Regions from separate parts of the Homo sapiens genome. Here all the other regions are linked to region 3. A link is a loop called in an ENCODE intact Hi-C map of the cell type or tissue named here. Cell type or tissue: B cell. All regions are shown on one strand. Region 1 overlaps CAMK2D (calcium/calmodulin dependent protein kinase II delta). Region 2 overlaps CAMK2D (calcium/calmodulin dependent protein kinase II delta). Region 3 overlaps CAMK2D (calcium/calmodulin dependent protein kinase II delta).

Region 1 (5,000 bases), 54 kb after region 3:
TTTTAACATGAAACTTTAACATTTGAGCATAAAAAATTGGGAGTTTGATTAGCTGGCTAAGGCAAACAAATGAAGTGGTCAGGCTTAGAAGCCACAATCTGTTCTAATTTTAGCTATTTGAACACATAAAGTTACATAAGGGATATGTATTTTTGAAAAACTATTTAGCAATATGCCCCATTTATAAATGCCAAATAAGTAATTATTCATCACTCAAAAGTTAAAATTAATTTCTATATCAGAAATTGAAAAATTATAGTAAAATTTCAGATATTCTTCCTGTAATGACAAAAAATCTACCTTGTAAACTTAATATCAACTAAAATTAAATTATATTTCAAAGCAATTGACTGCTTACACTTAATAGGAATGAAAATTAACTTTTTAAAATAATCAAATGTAATTATTATATGAAAACTTCATAGGGAATGCCATCCATATTACTTTAAAAACTATTCTAAAAGTACACAAAGAAAGTTACTGGATCCCAAGATAAGTCCTGAAGGTCAAAGCATATCAACTCTGGTGACTATGGTCTCCATCCTTATTCCCAAATCCTCACCCCACTCCTGATTCAAGATTAAAAGCCAAGTTTAGATTATCTTCAATATCTACAGGATCAGATTAGTATAATAGCATTCAGTACTGACTAGAAGAAATCATTATGCCTTTTATAAGCCAGCACTAATTAGAAGCCTAGATAATCCAACTGGGTTTCTGATGGGTCAAAATAGTTATTACCTGGGAGAATTTCAACCTGGGAAGAAATTAGAAAGTGGGAGATATGATCAGTAACTGTTGACTGTATGGGTATCAGCCACATCTATCACATGACACTACAAACAGCATGAAAGAACAATCAGTTCTTTTGCTTGAAAGAAAAACGTCATCAATGGCTAAATATAGAAGCTCAGAGAAGACTAAAACAATATAAAAGTAAATAGGTAATTCATGTAATACTCTGTCCTGCTCATTTTTAATAAAAACATAAATTTAAGGGTAAAGTAAATAATAGATTTAGTAATATCTGGAAACATTCTTTGTTTTCTTTGAAAAATAATTTGAGATTATCCTGTTGTATATTTTAATTGAATAATTCCATTCTGCTTATTTTGTTTTCTAAAAAGGTAATTTCATTTCTTGGAAAAGTTGATACTCATTTCAAGAGTATTGAAACAATAGTCATTTATATAGAAAAATCTTCCTTCCCTCTTTAAATTTTGCATTAATATCATTTGTTTTATGAATTTTGATTGGTGATTCCAACTTTCCTTTCTTCTTGCCTTATGTTTTTGTTATTCTATCTTCCACTATGTATTGCAAGTTAGTCAGTGATCTCTCATCAATATCCTTAGCCATTAGGAATATTAAAAAAGGGCTGGGTGCGGTGACTTACGCCTGTAATCCCAGTATTTTGGGAGGCTGAGGCAGGCAGATCACTTGAGGTCAGGAGTTTGAGACCAGCCTGGGCAACATGGTGAGACCCTGTCTCTATTACAAAAAATTAGCTGGGTGTGGTCACCCATGCCTGTAGTCCTAGCTACTCATGAGGCTGAGGCAGGAGAATCGCTTGAACCAGGGCAGCGGAGGTTGTGGTGAGCTGAGAAATCGCCACTGTACTCCAGACTGAGCAACAGAGTGATACCCTGTCTTAAAAAAAAAAAAAAATCAAAAAAGAAGAGAGACATCTGTCGTGGTCTATCTTACTGTACTCTCTGAACCTTATCAGAAATTTTGATGATTATGGGAGAAGTAAGGGAAGACAGACAATATATGGGAAAAGCAAAGGTATTCCTGAGAAGGCACATCCCTTGCTGATGAAGAGTTGTTACTTCTGTAAGGAAAAACAGAACAATTTTTTTTGTTCTTAATTTGAAATGGGGTCTTGCTATGTTGCTGAGGCTGGCCTCTTGAATGCCTGGTTCAAGCAATCCTCCTACCTCAGCCTCCAGAATAGCTGGGATTACACAAACACCACCATTCCTGGCTAGAAGAAACAATTTTTAAAGGAGATAAAAAATAACAAGAATAAAATCAAACATGGTGAAGTATATTTCACATTAAAGGTAACTATTGCTTTGTGAAACTTTTGCTTGGGTCATACACACACACTCACACAACACACAGACACACACACATATATATATATAAAATATACACTGGGCCATGATATAAAACATTTTTTATACTCTAGCTCACAGTAAGTAATACTTGATAAGCACTGGATTAGATGATCCTTTAAGAAGATCCTATAAGATCCTTTCTAAGTTTTTACATTTCTACATTCCTGGATGAATATGGCTAATAAATAGTATAGGAAATAAACAATACAGTAATTACCAATACAAAGCTGAATATGATTCTCTAAGTGTAAGAGTTTTCTCTCTTCAACACTCTCGAGTTAAAGTTTAAAACATACTTCATTTTATTTTGGAATTGTTTTTAATGAATAACTAGAGAGAAAACATAGAACATTTATCTTGCCAAACCAAAAATATGCTCTTCAAAAAATTAACCGAGCAGATGAGCTGCTTTTATAACACTAGCCCCTGGAGAATAGTAAATGGAAAATCTTATTAGATCATCTTCTCTTTGTAACTTACTACCATATTATCTTAACACTTGCAACTGTATTTTCCCTAGAGACTCATTAGCCCAAATGCTCTCATCTTTCAATTCCTTTTTTGAAAATTCATTTATTGCATTTTTCCAAAGTTGATATGTCCTATAAGCAGGAAATCTGTGAGTTTAAAATCCTAATACATGTTAAGAAATGCAATATAACTGGCTTGTAGACATATTGTACTATAATATTATATTATCCAATAACATTTGCCTCTATATATCTATTTTTATGATGAAAGCACTTAAAATATCAGTTTATTTCTCCTGGATAATACATGCAAAAGAAGTACATGAAAAATACATTCTGTAATCTTAGGCTCACAATCTGGGAAAAACATGGGAGTTATTTATGAACTTGCTCATGAATTAGATGCCATGGGAATAATGAAGAATACTAGTAAATATAGCTGCAGGCACCAGTCTGCATCTATCAGGCACCTAATATATTTTTATCTAAGCCTTCGAGAGAACAGTTAGTTCAGCCTAGGTCAATGATGTTTCTAAAGTAAAGAATAATTATCTATTTATCATGAAATCAAGGAAGTTATAATGAATGTCAGACATCTCAAACGTGTGGTGCATTTGCTTGTTTCACTTATCTCATAGACATCTCAAACCAAACAAGCTCAAAGAACTCGTGATCGTCCCCCTAAAACCTGCTTCATCCATGGTCTTCCATCTTTCCAGTTGCTCATAAAAACCCCAAGGTAATTCTTGACCCTTTCTGTGAAAGCAAAATCTAATCTGAAAGCAAATCCTTCTAAATATAATAGGGTGAGATGGAATATACATACATATATAGAAAATCTGACCACTTTTCATCTCCTCTACTGTTACAAGCCTGATCTATGGCAAGTCCAGTAGCCTCCTATCTCATTTCTGTGTTTCTACCCTGCCCTCTCACTGTCTTTACCACAGCAGCCAGAACAATCCTGTTAAAACTTAAATCTGATTATTGTCCTTAGGTTCAGAATCCTCCAATGGCTCTCCACTTACTGTCTCTGAGTAAGAGCCCAAATTCCATTCATGGCCTAAAAGGTCCCTCGCTCCACCCTCATTATCCCCCTAACCTCTCCTACTACTCATCCCTGGCCCATTGCACTCCAACTTCATTGGCATCCTTGCTGCTTCTGGAGAACTCCAGGCAAGCTCCTGTCTCAGAGCCTTTGCACTTGATGTTTCCTCTGCCTGGAATTATTTCCCCGATATTCACATGGCTCATGGCCTCATCTGTTTTAAGTCCCTAAGCAGCTTTTCAGAGTATTCATTTTTGTAAATACAGATTTTTTTTTGGAACATAGCCACATCAATTTGTTTACGTATTATCCATGTTGGTATAAAGCTAGGATTTCATTGTTTAATAATTGCAACTAAGACATGTCCAGAAAACTGAAAATACAAACCCCTTTACAGAAAAAGTCTGTTGACCGCTGGAGTAGAGGGTAAGATTGCTGAAAGAGAGAATATAGGTGCTGAGAGGCCGGAGTTTGGCATGCATAATCTATGTGGCTAAGTAAAGCCATGAAGAATGATGGCAGAAGTGGAAAGGAGAGAACGTAGTAAGTCAGTTACTATATAATACAACAAATGATGGGAATCACCAAGAGAATGATAGAAAACTGCTGCACTAAGAATGTAGGATGTTATAATCTAAAAATGTGTTTCTCAAAGATAGGGTTGGGTAAGGATGGAGGTAGGGGATATTGAAGGAGGAGGTGTTAACTATGGTCTTATAAAAGCAGTGAAGAGCGAGAAAACATCTGTCCATCCCTTGGTTCTGTGGTGTGTAGAGGCCCAAGAAAACAGCCAACACCTCCAGGTGCTGCAGATAAAGCAGCTCACTCGAGAGTCAGACTGCAGTCAGCACAACAATAAATGAACAGAGATTATTAGAGAACAGGGGGCAGTTTGCAAATATTATGATACTAGACTTATTATTGTACAATTAAAGGGAAAAAGAAAACTAATGAAAAGTGTGAAAAGTTGGCAACTTTCTCACAGTCTAGGCATTAACCAAACAGTTATTCAAATTGCTTAAGATTCAAACTTGGTAAACTTTCTTATTTTTTTACAAGAGTTTTTTTTTTTTTTTGAGACAGAGTCTCACTCTGTCACCAGGCTGGAGTGCCCTGGCATGATCTTGACTCACTGCAACCTCCGCCTCCCAGGTTCAAGCAATTCTCCTGCCTCAGCCTCCTGAGTAGCTGGGACTACAGGCGTGCACCTACATGCCCAGCTAATTTTTGTATTTTTAGTAGAGACAGGATTTCACCATGTTAGCCAGGATAGTCTCGATCTCTTGACCTTGTGATCTGCCTGCCCTGGCCTCCCAAAGTGCTGGGATTACAGGCGTAAGCCACCACACACTTCTATGA
Region 2 (5,000 bases), 120 kb after region 3:
TCCCTGTTGACTACATTTACTGAAGCAAATATTGTATTTTACTGATAGTCATATTTAAGCTATATTTCTTTCCCTTTATTCTTCATATTATGTGCAATACTTCTGTATAAAAAGTAAAAAATGAGATACACTGTGTGATATGGTTTGGCTGTGTCCCCACTCAAATCTCATCTTGAATTGTAGTTCCCATAATTCCCACATGTCAGGGGAAGGACCTGGTGGGAGGTAACTGAATCATGGGGGTGGTTACCCCCATGATGTCATGATAGTGAGTGAGATCTCACAAGATCTGATGGTTTTATAAAGGGCTTTTCCCCCTTTGCTCAGCACTTCTCTCTCCTGCCGCCATGTGAAGAAGGATGTGTTTGCTTCCCCTTCCACCATGATTGTAAGTTTCCTGAGGCTTCCCCAGCAATGTGGAACTGTGAGTCAATTAAACCTCTTTATGAATTGCCCAGTCTTGGGCAGTTCTTAATAGCACCATGAAAATGGACTAATATACTGTATATTCTTCATTTTCAGTGCAAAGATAGTGAGTGACATGGCCAGTCCCAAGAAAACATTCACTAATCCCAGAAAACTTCAAGATTATTTTGAGTAACAAAATCTCACCTCAAATTTTATGCTGAGTTAATTCCATGCTATAAAAATAAGTGATCATAACTGCAGGGGCAAAGATCATGGATAAAGACACCCAGACAATCCACTATTTAATCAAACTCTCTACTGATATTTAAACGACAACTGAAATATGAATATCTTATTTAAATGACTTCTGTTTTACATATGCCAGTAACATATTCAATTAAAAAAAAAAAACAGCCTTTTCCAGTTCCATTTTGTCATTTGATTAGTTTGTAATTCCAGTTTGCTGGTTTCTCCAGCACAAAGTATGTCTGTACTCAAAACTGACATTCTCTACCAAAATATACTAGAAAAAGCATGGGATACAGGAGCAGTGGACCTGAGTTTAAATCCTATTCTACCCCTTCCTTTCTGGGGAAATTGCTAAGCTTAATTTTCCATGCATATATGATGGAAGATGATAATGCTGTACAGGTAACTGCAAGAATTAAATCAGATTACATATGTTAAACTTTGCATCACAGAATAGGAGCTAAATGTTTTAGCTGTTTTGATAGAAGAGGAAGAGCAATCTTCAGTTTTAATTTATTCATTTTTTAAAAAATTGCCACATATAAACTGCTTTAAGAGGAAAGTATATGAGAAATTTATAAAAATGTATTTTTATATGAGAAAAATTAATTTCTCATATAAATTTATAATTTCAAATTTTAATTTATTAAAAAGTCACTCAGACTTTTATAAATTAAATTTTAAAATGTAGCTTTATTTATTTTTTCAAATATCAGAATATTATCATTCACCATTTTTATGCATTTCCAAAATTTATAATGAGGACTTTTTCTTCTTTTGGATTTGAATCTCTCATTTACTTCAGTACCATTCAGACTTCAACTTCTGTTCAAGACTGAAAAAAACTGTAATGCAATTATGAGTAGGCCATTTCTTCCTTCTTTCTCCTCTACTCCAACTTAAGTACCTAGAATCCTCACATAATCTCCAATCTTTCTCACATCTATTTTACTAAAATTATGCAAAAACCTATAATTTGATATTTATCTTATTTAAAATTAGGAATTGTATCATCTTAGCATTTGGTTCAGTAAACACATGAAAAGTGTTCCTTTACAATGACTATTATTCTAAGCAAATGTTTTAAATAAAATATTCCTCAATTGAAGTCAAAATTAGTCATCGAAGTTTTGCTGGATGAAATAAGGACTAAAGTACATGGGGCCCTATGACTATAATAAACCCATCTGCATTCACTGCTTTACTTAGATAAATAAAAGACTCATAGTTTCATCATGTTCAATCATCTGCTAGCTACCCTAAATACATTTGAGTCACATGATCTATAATGCAGAAAACAAATAAAAAGGTATTTGGAAATTAGTCAATGCTCATCCAACATCTGAAAACTGCCTTTCTAAATTAAAGTGAAGAGTGAATAAAAATCTAAGGAGCAAAATATTTTAAACACAACTAATATGTGTTATCTTACCCTATTCATGACATTTAATTGGTGATCTCAACTCCAGGTAATAGGCTGTGTGCACTTATTTTTCCCCACCCACCTCCTATCATACACAGACAAAAGAAACTATCTCAAGTGGGTGTAATGGTTCAGTTTCAAGCATTTCAAAATCCTCCACCACCTGCACAGGAAACTGTGACTGAAAACCAGACAGGGCACCGCAGAGCAGCACTGATGATACAGGAACATGGCTGAGAGGTGAATCTGGTTACTAGACAGTTGAATGAAATCAGCAGAGGGGAGATGGTACTCCCAATGAAGAGCACATGACACTTAAGGGCAAATAAACACCACCATACAATGAAAGAAGCACCAAAACCGGAGTTACTTATTAAGTGCTACGGAAACACAGATGAGAGAAAATACAATTTTACAACAATGCATAAAAGAGTTGTGAAGGCTGATATGGGCTTTGAAGAATAAATAGGCGTTTTCTGGGTAGAAAAAGATGAAGTAAATTTCAGATAAAAGGAATAGCATGATTAACATCACAGAGTCAGAAAACTATCTGGAAGGTTTGGAGAACAGCAATAGTTTGATATACTTGTCTGTGGATAACAACCTCAAATGTGAGCAGGGAAAAACATAAAAAGCTAACAAATTAATCCTGTGCTAATATGTTAAGATTTTCTGCTGCAGGAAATATCGGTTTTGATCAGAGGCACGAGGAACCAGATTCTGTGTGCAACACAATATAGTAGTTAAGAGTATAGATTTTAGAGTTAGACTGCCTGGGTTCAGACTGACTTTACCACTTAGGATTGTTTCTGACCTAGAGTGAGCTTTTTGACCTCTCTGTACCTCAGTTTCTTCTTTTGTAAAATGAGGATGTTAACAGCACCTACCTCATGGAATTGTTGAGAGATTTATATATAAAAAGTTAGAACAGTGCCTGGCATATAGGAAGCAAGACAAAACTGCTGGCTATGAATGCTGTTTTTGAAAATCAGGGTTGATGACACTGTGGAGTACACAATGGAACCAGAGAATGAAAGTCTACAGGCAGGGACTTCAGTTAGAAAGCTAATGAAAATTGTATCTGTAAAAATTAAATGCATCTGTGAGTACATTTCTTTGTAGAGATAACCACATTGGATAGCCATGTATCATATAAATTAACACGTCATACAAAATATATTTACATAAAAAGTCAGACACATGTATGTATGCATGTGTATGTATCTCCAAATCTCTTAGGCAAACTCATATACATGCCAGAATATAAGACATAAAAACAAATATACTCCCTACAGACAACCTTGTATGTACTGTATGTATAATTATAATTTCAAATTTAGTAAGTTGGAAGGTAAATGACTGAAAAGAATGATTGCTTTTTTCTTCTTTGTGTAACAGAGGACTTGCTCAGAACAAGGGAAGAAGATGACTATGCAGCTGCTCGGTAACAGCGTCTAGTCACACTCTGAGATACTGAGGTCAGCAAGAACAGAGGATGCACACTATGTCCCATCTTGCCTTTCTGCCCAGAAAGTCTCAGTTACTGGAAAAGCTTCAGAAATATTTACCAAAAAATCCATTTGAAATCCTGAAATTCTACTTCTCAGAAAAACAGTATTACTCTTGTCTAGAAATAACATTCAGGCCTCAAAGTGCTATACTGTCATTACTTCTAAAAATAAACTGAGCAAATCCAAGTCTTGAGGTCAGTTTCAAATAATGTGCTGCAGCAATGACACAAGCAACAGCTCCACTCTGTCCCACTGGAGGCAGTGCATTCCCTGAGGGCTTGAGAGCACAGGCCTGCTGCTCCTCATCTCTCCCTGGAAAGAGCTGGCAGCAGATGACCAGACAGGCCTCTAAGGCAGAAGGTACTGAGCAAAGTCCTTCTCTCTTTGTTGATTCTCTTTAGTAAGGCACCTGGAGAGAGTAAACCAATGATAGGAGGGAGTCGCCAATCCAGCAGCCTCTCCAGATGGCAGCTCAATTTTTCTCCTAGCATCCTCTAAATGATTTTCTAAGACCACCATCATGTGTAAGAATGCTTGATACCACCTTATATCATTTGAACAGATACAAATGACTTACATTTCAGACTTCTTTTTTTTTTTTTTTTTTAGACAAGGTCTTACTCTGTCACCCAGGCTGGAGTGGAGTGGCGCGATCTCTGCTCACTGCAGCCTCTGCCTCCCAGGGCTCAAGCAATCCTCCCACCTCAGCCTCCCAAGTAGCTGGAACTATAGGCGTGCGCCACAACACTTGGTAATTTTCATATTTTTTGGTAGAGATGGGGTTTCACCATGTTGCCCAGGATGGTCTTGAACTCCTGGCTTCAAGTGATCCTCCCAACTCAGCCTCCCAAAGTGTTGGGATTACAGGCATGAGCCACTGCACCTGGCCACATTTCAGACTTTAAATAGGAAACACATGAGCCCGTGAAAGGTAATAAATTAGGTGTATAAATTATGAAAAATTAGAGAAAAACAAAATTAGGTAATATTACAAGAAGTGACAAGTAGAGACATTTTAATTTTATGTCAATGTAATTAATTGATGCTATAATATAACCAATGCTATTTTTGAGAGATAGGGCTGATAATATTGTGGAGTATGGAACCAGAGAATGAAAGTCTACAAGCAAGGGCCAGGCACGGTGGCTCATGCCTGTAATCCTGGCACTTTGGGAGGCTGAGGTAGGTGGATCACTTGAGGTCAGGAGTTCAAGACCAGCTTGACCAACATGGTGAAACCCCCGTCTCTACTAAAAATACAAAATTATCTGGATGTGGTGGCGCATGCCTGTAATCCCAGCTACTCGGGAGGCTGAGGCATGAAAATTGCTTGAACCTGGGAGGCGGAGATTGCAGTGAGCCGTGATCATGCCTTGCACTCCAGCCTGGGCAACAGAAAGAGATTCTGT
Region 3 (5,000 bases):
AACACAAGCATACACGCCCACTTAGTAAGCATTAAAGAAAAGCCTGATTTGCTCTAGTAATTTTAGCTGACTTTTTACTGGATATAAAATGTTCAATGAATTAAAAGAAAAAGCATCACTGTAAAGCTGCATAATTCAATTTAATCTGAAAAGAGTCTAGTCTGAATAGCCATATTTCTAAATTATGGAATATTTTTCTAAGGAAATGAAAACACATTTCTTTTAAGTAAAAGGTGATAAAGTCTTATTTGACTCCTTTACAAATTATAAATTCTGCCAGAGCTCCATTAAGAAACAGCCAAGCAGAGGCATGCCACATGCAAATTACTGTGTTAAGTAATTATCTAAAATCTTATTTATACTCATTTTCTAAGCACAATGCCTATTTAGAATACAGAGATTGAGGTAAGTCTAGATCATTCAAATTATTGTCAATTTAAAAATTATTCACTTATTCATGTATTTGTGTGTTACTTATACTACACTATCTTCTTAAAGGGATTTGAGACAGCTTATCATCTGTCAAATCATCTAAATTATAAAATTTCCCCATGTGATTTCTAAGTGCATGCTTTTTTCTTTTTCAGGCTAACATACGAAAGAAGGAGCAACAGATTTATACTTAACTGCAGCCTACAAAGATCTATACAGCCTTACATTGCTTCCATTTTTAATAATTCTAACAGTTCAGTAAGACAAATGTGCTTGATTTTAATAATCAATTGTTCATTGAATCAAAAAACATTTGTTGCTTTTTATGTGCAAGTGTTAGGCAACTAATTTACTGAAACTTGGTTTAATAGTTTGGTTCAATAAATTGTTTTTTAAAGAAGATTATTAGGTTTATAGGCATATATGGCTTTATTTAATTTAATGAATGCCTGCAAAATTACAAACTCTTTATTCACACTTAGTAGTAGCTTTGTCACTATTCAACAATACAACAAGATAATCTTTAGCTGTGGACTTAAAAATAAAATGCATTCTGGCCGGGCACAGTGGCTCACACCTGTAATCCCAGCTCTTTTGGGAGGCCAAGGCAGGTAGATACACTCAGGAGTTCGAGGCCAGGCTAGCCAACATGGTGAAACCCTGTCTCTACTAAAAATACAAAAGTTAGCTGGGCCTGGTGGTGGGTGCCTGTAATCTCAGCTGCTCAGGAGGCTGAGGCAGGACAATTGCTTGAACCTGGTAGGTGGAGGTTGCAGTGAGCCGAGATCACGCCATTGCACTCCAGCCTGAATGACAAAAGCAAAACTCCATCTCAAAAAAACAAAAAAACAAAATAAAATGCATTCTTACACACATAATAAACACAGTATTTGTAGGCATCATTACTGACAAATGTTAAGTTACTACAATGCAAACCAGGCACTCTAGATCTGGGTACTGAAAGCCATTTAATGTGTGGGTTTTCTTTCATTGAGAGCTTTCTTTCACTTTGTCTCTCATAGAATCCTCACTTTTGGTTCTTCCTATATTTTCTTTCCCCACTCCCTCCCTCTGGTTCTATAGGGAAGGGCGTGTTGCCAAGGTACTGAACCATTTTGCTGGACCCTAAGAAGGAAATGAGGATGTTTCAGTGTTTCCAACTCTAAGATAGTGGTTCAATGGGTAGTTTGGTGGATGGTGCTATCCCACAGATTTCTAATACTGGAGAAGGAAAGGTAATTTTCTTGGAGGCACTTCTTGGGATCAATGGGAGAAGTGATGACAGAATACAATTATTTTTAGTTGATCACCTGGAGACTATCTATTTAGCCACATTATTCAAGTCTGGAGTGTATCTGTACTCAACTATTGTGTTAAGAACAGTACAAATAAACAACTTCGGCACAGTATCCTATCCCACCCAAATATACTTCATGTCGAGATTTATGTTTCACTTAAGCAAATTTTAATGGTAGGAAGCTTCAGAAAAGGGGAAGAGGGAACTTAGTGAAAAATATTACAGACTGATAGTGTTGAAGGAAGCTAACCTAGAATTTAAAAAATCCTTAGAGAATCTATGAAATAGAGACTCTTGATGGAGATAACTAGTTTCTTTTAAACTCTCATTTGTGACTATTAAATGTCTACTTTTCCATTTATAAAATGTTCCCTATATTAAGAGTTTTTATACTGAAGCAATTTTACTAGGTTCATTTGCATACGCATACTTAAAGCTCAGTTTCAAGGTATCAGTGACCTCCTCCTTGGAAAGCTAACACTGATTGGCCTAGAGTACATAGTTTCAGGCCTTTACCATGACATGCATGGACCTCCATAACGTGGCACACTCTTACTGAGCTCTCTCCCTTTTTAATTCCACACCAATTACCTTGAACTTTGGTTAGTTGCCTATTTCACCAAGCATTTTTAATGTAATTCCTTGCTGGTAACGCCTAGCTAGGCAATCTTGATTTAATTTTCCATGAGCTTATACATTCTTCAAGAAAGAGCCCAAGTTTCCTCCAGAAATACTTCTCTGAAATCCACCCACTGTGCTTTCACAGCATACTGTGCTTGTTTGATTTAAATTTCACACCGAGACCATCTGCTTATATACCCATATCTCCTACTAAACCTCAAGATAAGGAAAGGCAAGGACCATGTCTTACTTATTTTTGGTATCCCTTGAACCTAACATGAGCCTAACACATTGCCTGAGACATATTAGCAGCTCAATCAACATTAATTGAATTGAACAGTATGCGAAAGGGAAGATGCAATATGAAATCAGTTAAAAAAGGGAAGTGGAACTACGGGTATTTTTTATTATTAACATTTTCCTTTAAAAGGAGGATTTAAAACTCCTATTCTTCTAGTCATTTGCATATTTATTCTTTTAACAAGTATATACCAAGTGTCCATGTATTAGAGCCTATATTAGATGAGGAATATGATGGCCCCTAAATTTTAAAAAATACTCAGAAAATACAAAATGTAATAGGACATCAACGGATATAACAGATATCCATGTGATACATAAAGGATATCAATTCAAATTTTCAAAGCATACATGCTTGGCTATTACTACAGATAAGTCAGTTGAAACATCAAATGAAAGCAGTTAAGTCAGTTCAAAGAGTCTTCAGAAAAAATAATAACATTTAACCACAGGATGTGGTCAATCTCCTGTCAGACCACAAATAGTCACCAGCTGCAGATAAGTCTATGATTAGAAATGTTTTCAGCCAGCACCACAGTGTATTGGTTTGTGAAAGAGAACAGGCAAGGTAGGGGGTTGGTGATTAGAAGTGAAGCTGGGTGGCCATGATCCTATAAATTTACCCATTACAACAAATTAAAGAGGGCTTATTCAAAGGGCTGTACAATACCTCTCTATTTTGGCTGCCAAATGCTTAGAAGAGTTACTTTCACGCAGAAGTCAAAAAAAAGGCTGGCCATGGTGGCTCACGCCTGTAATCCCAGCACTTTGGGAGGCCAAGGCGGGTGGATCAGTTGAGGCCAGGAGTTCAAGAACAGCCTGGCCCACATGGTGAAACCCCGTCTCTACCAAAAATACAAAAATCAGCTGGGCGTGGTGGTGCATGCCGGTAATCCCAGCTACTCAGGAGGTTGAGGTAGGAGAATCGCTCGACCCCGGGAGGCAGAGGTTGCAGTGAGCCGAGATCATGCCACTGCACTCCAGCCTGGGAGACACAGTGAGACTCTGTCTCAAAAAAAAAAAAAAAAGAAGTCACACAAAAAAAACGAATAATTGAACACACGTGTGCAAGATAAGATGCCATAGATCATAATCTTTGCCACCCAGATGACAGAATCACCTTAATTTGAGGTTTAAATCACTTTTGGGAATGTTGAAACATGGAGAAAAGACAGAAAACTAGGATAAATTCACTTTCCTGGCCTTTTCTGAACTCAACAGTCTGCTTTCCTACAGAATAGAAAAAAAATTAGTAGAGGCTATTAATGAGTTCAGAGTTTAGATGCACTTTTGGAAGATTTTGTGGTGTTATTTGATATTCTAAAATAACAATCAGAATTTCTACATATTTTCATCATTGTAAAATGTTTTACTTTCTATTATTTATTCTGTGAAGTTATTATTTTTTCTTTTCAATATTATCTTCAGTTGCCACTAAGAATAGGAGAGTTTCATGCTAAAGGGGGAAGGCTGAAGAGAAGAAACGTCTCTCCCTTTTTCACAATGGAAAGTAGCAAAAGAGACTGTTTTCTGACTGTGAATCAGCTTAGTAATACTGGTCCAGTTCAAAGAGCAGGAATCCCCTTCTTTTAAAAACCATGTATCTTCCTAAAGCTCTGAATGTTCAATTCTTTGTACTTTTGCAATATATGTGTAGAGTTCAGTCATTTTTAAAAGTCCAATTTACCTTTTGAAGATGAAACATAAGTTTTCTCCTCTACTGCTCTCACCTATGCCCAAATCATTGTCATTTTTTTTCTTTGACTCCTCCAATATCCATTTTCCTCCACTTCCATTCTGCCCTCCTATAATCCCTTGCCACACTGCAGCAAGAGAGAGCTTTGTATAATGAAATCGGATTATTTCATATTTCCGATCTTTAAATCTTCCAACACCTTTCTAGAACACACAGCATAATATCTAAATTCCTCTTTCTGGCCTACAAGGCCTTTGAGCTCTGGCCCACACCTATCTCATGTATTATTTCATATCCTTGCACCCTAGGACTTGGGATGTTTCATGCCACACTGGCCTTTGTTCTGCTCCTCATTGAAGCCACATTTTCTCAGGGCTGTACCCATTGTTCACACTGAGTGGAATATCTACTCACAGATCTTCTCAACATTTAGGTTCTTCTCCTGAAACATCATAGCAACCATTCCCGATCACCCTCTAAATCAGCCATCAGCCCCTAGTTACGCACCAAATATCACCCTGTTTTCTTCATAGCACTAGAACTAAAATGATTTGCTGGGTTTCTTTGGTCATTTACTCATTATCCATCCCCTCCTCCTTCAACTACTACAATGTCAGTTCTGTCTTGTCCATTACTGTATTCCAGGACTTGGCA

The links. A loop is a pair of places that touch in the nucleus more often than their neighbours do. Peaks named below come from ENCODE experiments on the same cell type or tissue, not always from the same donor. Only the 100,000 strongest peaks of a DNase experiment are listed, where the experiment ranks them.
Region 1: it touches region 3 in a loop (4-fold over the local background); 4 of 110 quality-filtered maps call a loop at or near these places.
Region 2: it touches region 3 in a loop (2.3-fold over the local background); 11 of 110 quality-filtered maps call a loop at or near these places.

Annotation. Positions count from the first base shown.
Region 1 is chr4:113,615,810-113,620,809 of GRCh38, forward strand. The region is part of intron 3 of CAMK2D (calcium/calmodulin dependent protein kinase II delta); the gene reads right to left. Among named protein-coding and RNA genes, the nearest start is that of CAMK2D, 140 kb to the right of the region's middle. In B cell, no CTCF peak of the experiment used is centred here; a DNase peak (open chromatin) is centred at 2,611; H3K4me3 peaks cover 464 bases; H3K27ac peaks cover 4,357 bases.
Region 2 is chr4:113,681,060-113,686,059 of GRCh38, forward strand. The region is part of intron 2 of CAMK2D (calcium/calmodulin dependent protein kinase II delta); the gene reads right to left. Among named protein-coding and RNA genes, the nearest start is that of CAMK2D, 78 kb to the right of the region's middle. In B cell, no CTCF peak of the experiment used is centred here; a DNase peak (open chromatin) is centred at 2,282; H3K27ac peaks cover 3,472 bases.
Region 3 is chr4:113,561,989-113,566,988 of GRCh38, forward strand. All of the region lies in intron 4 of CAMK2D (calcium/calmodulin dependent protein kinase II delta), which reads right to left. Among named protein-coding and RNA genes, the nearest start is that of CAMK2D, 200 kb to the right of the region's middle. In B cell, no CTCF peak of the experiment used is centred here; DNase peaks (open chromatin) are centred at 1,903, 3,093 and 3,803; H3K4me3 peaks cover 2,456 bases; H3K27ac peaks cover 5,000 bases.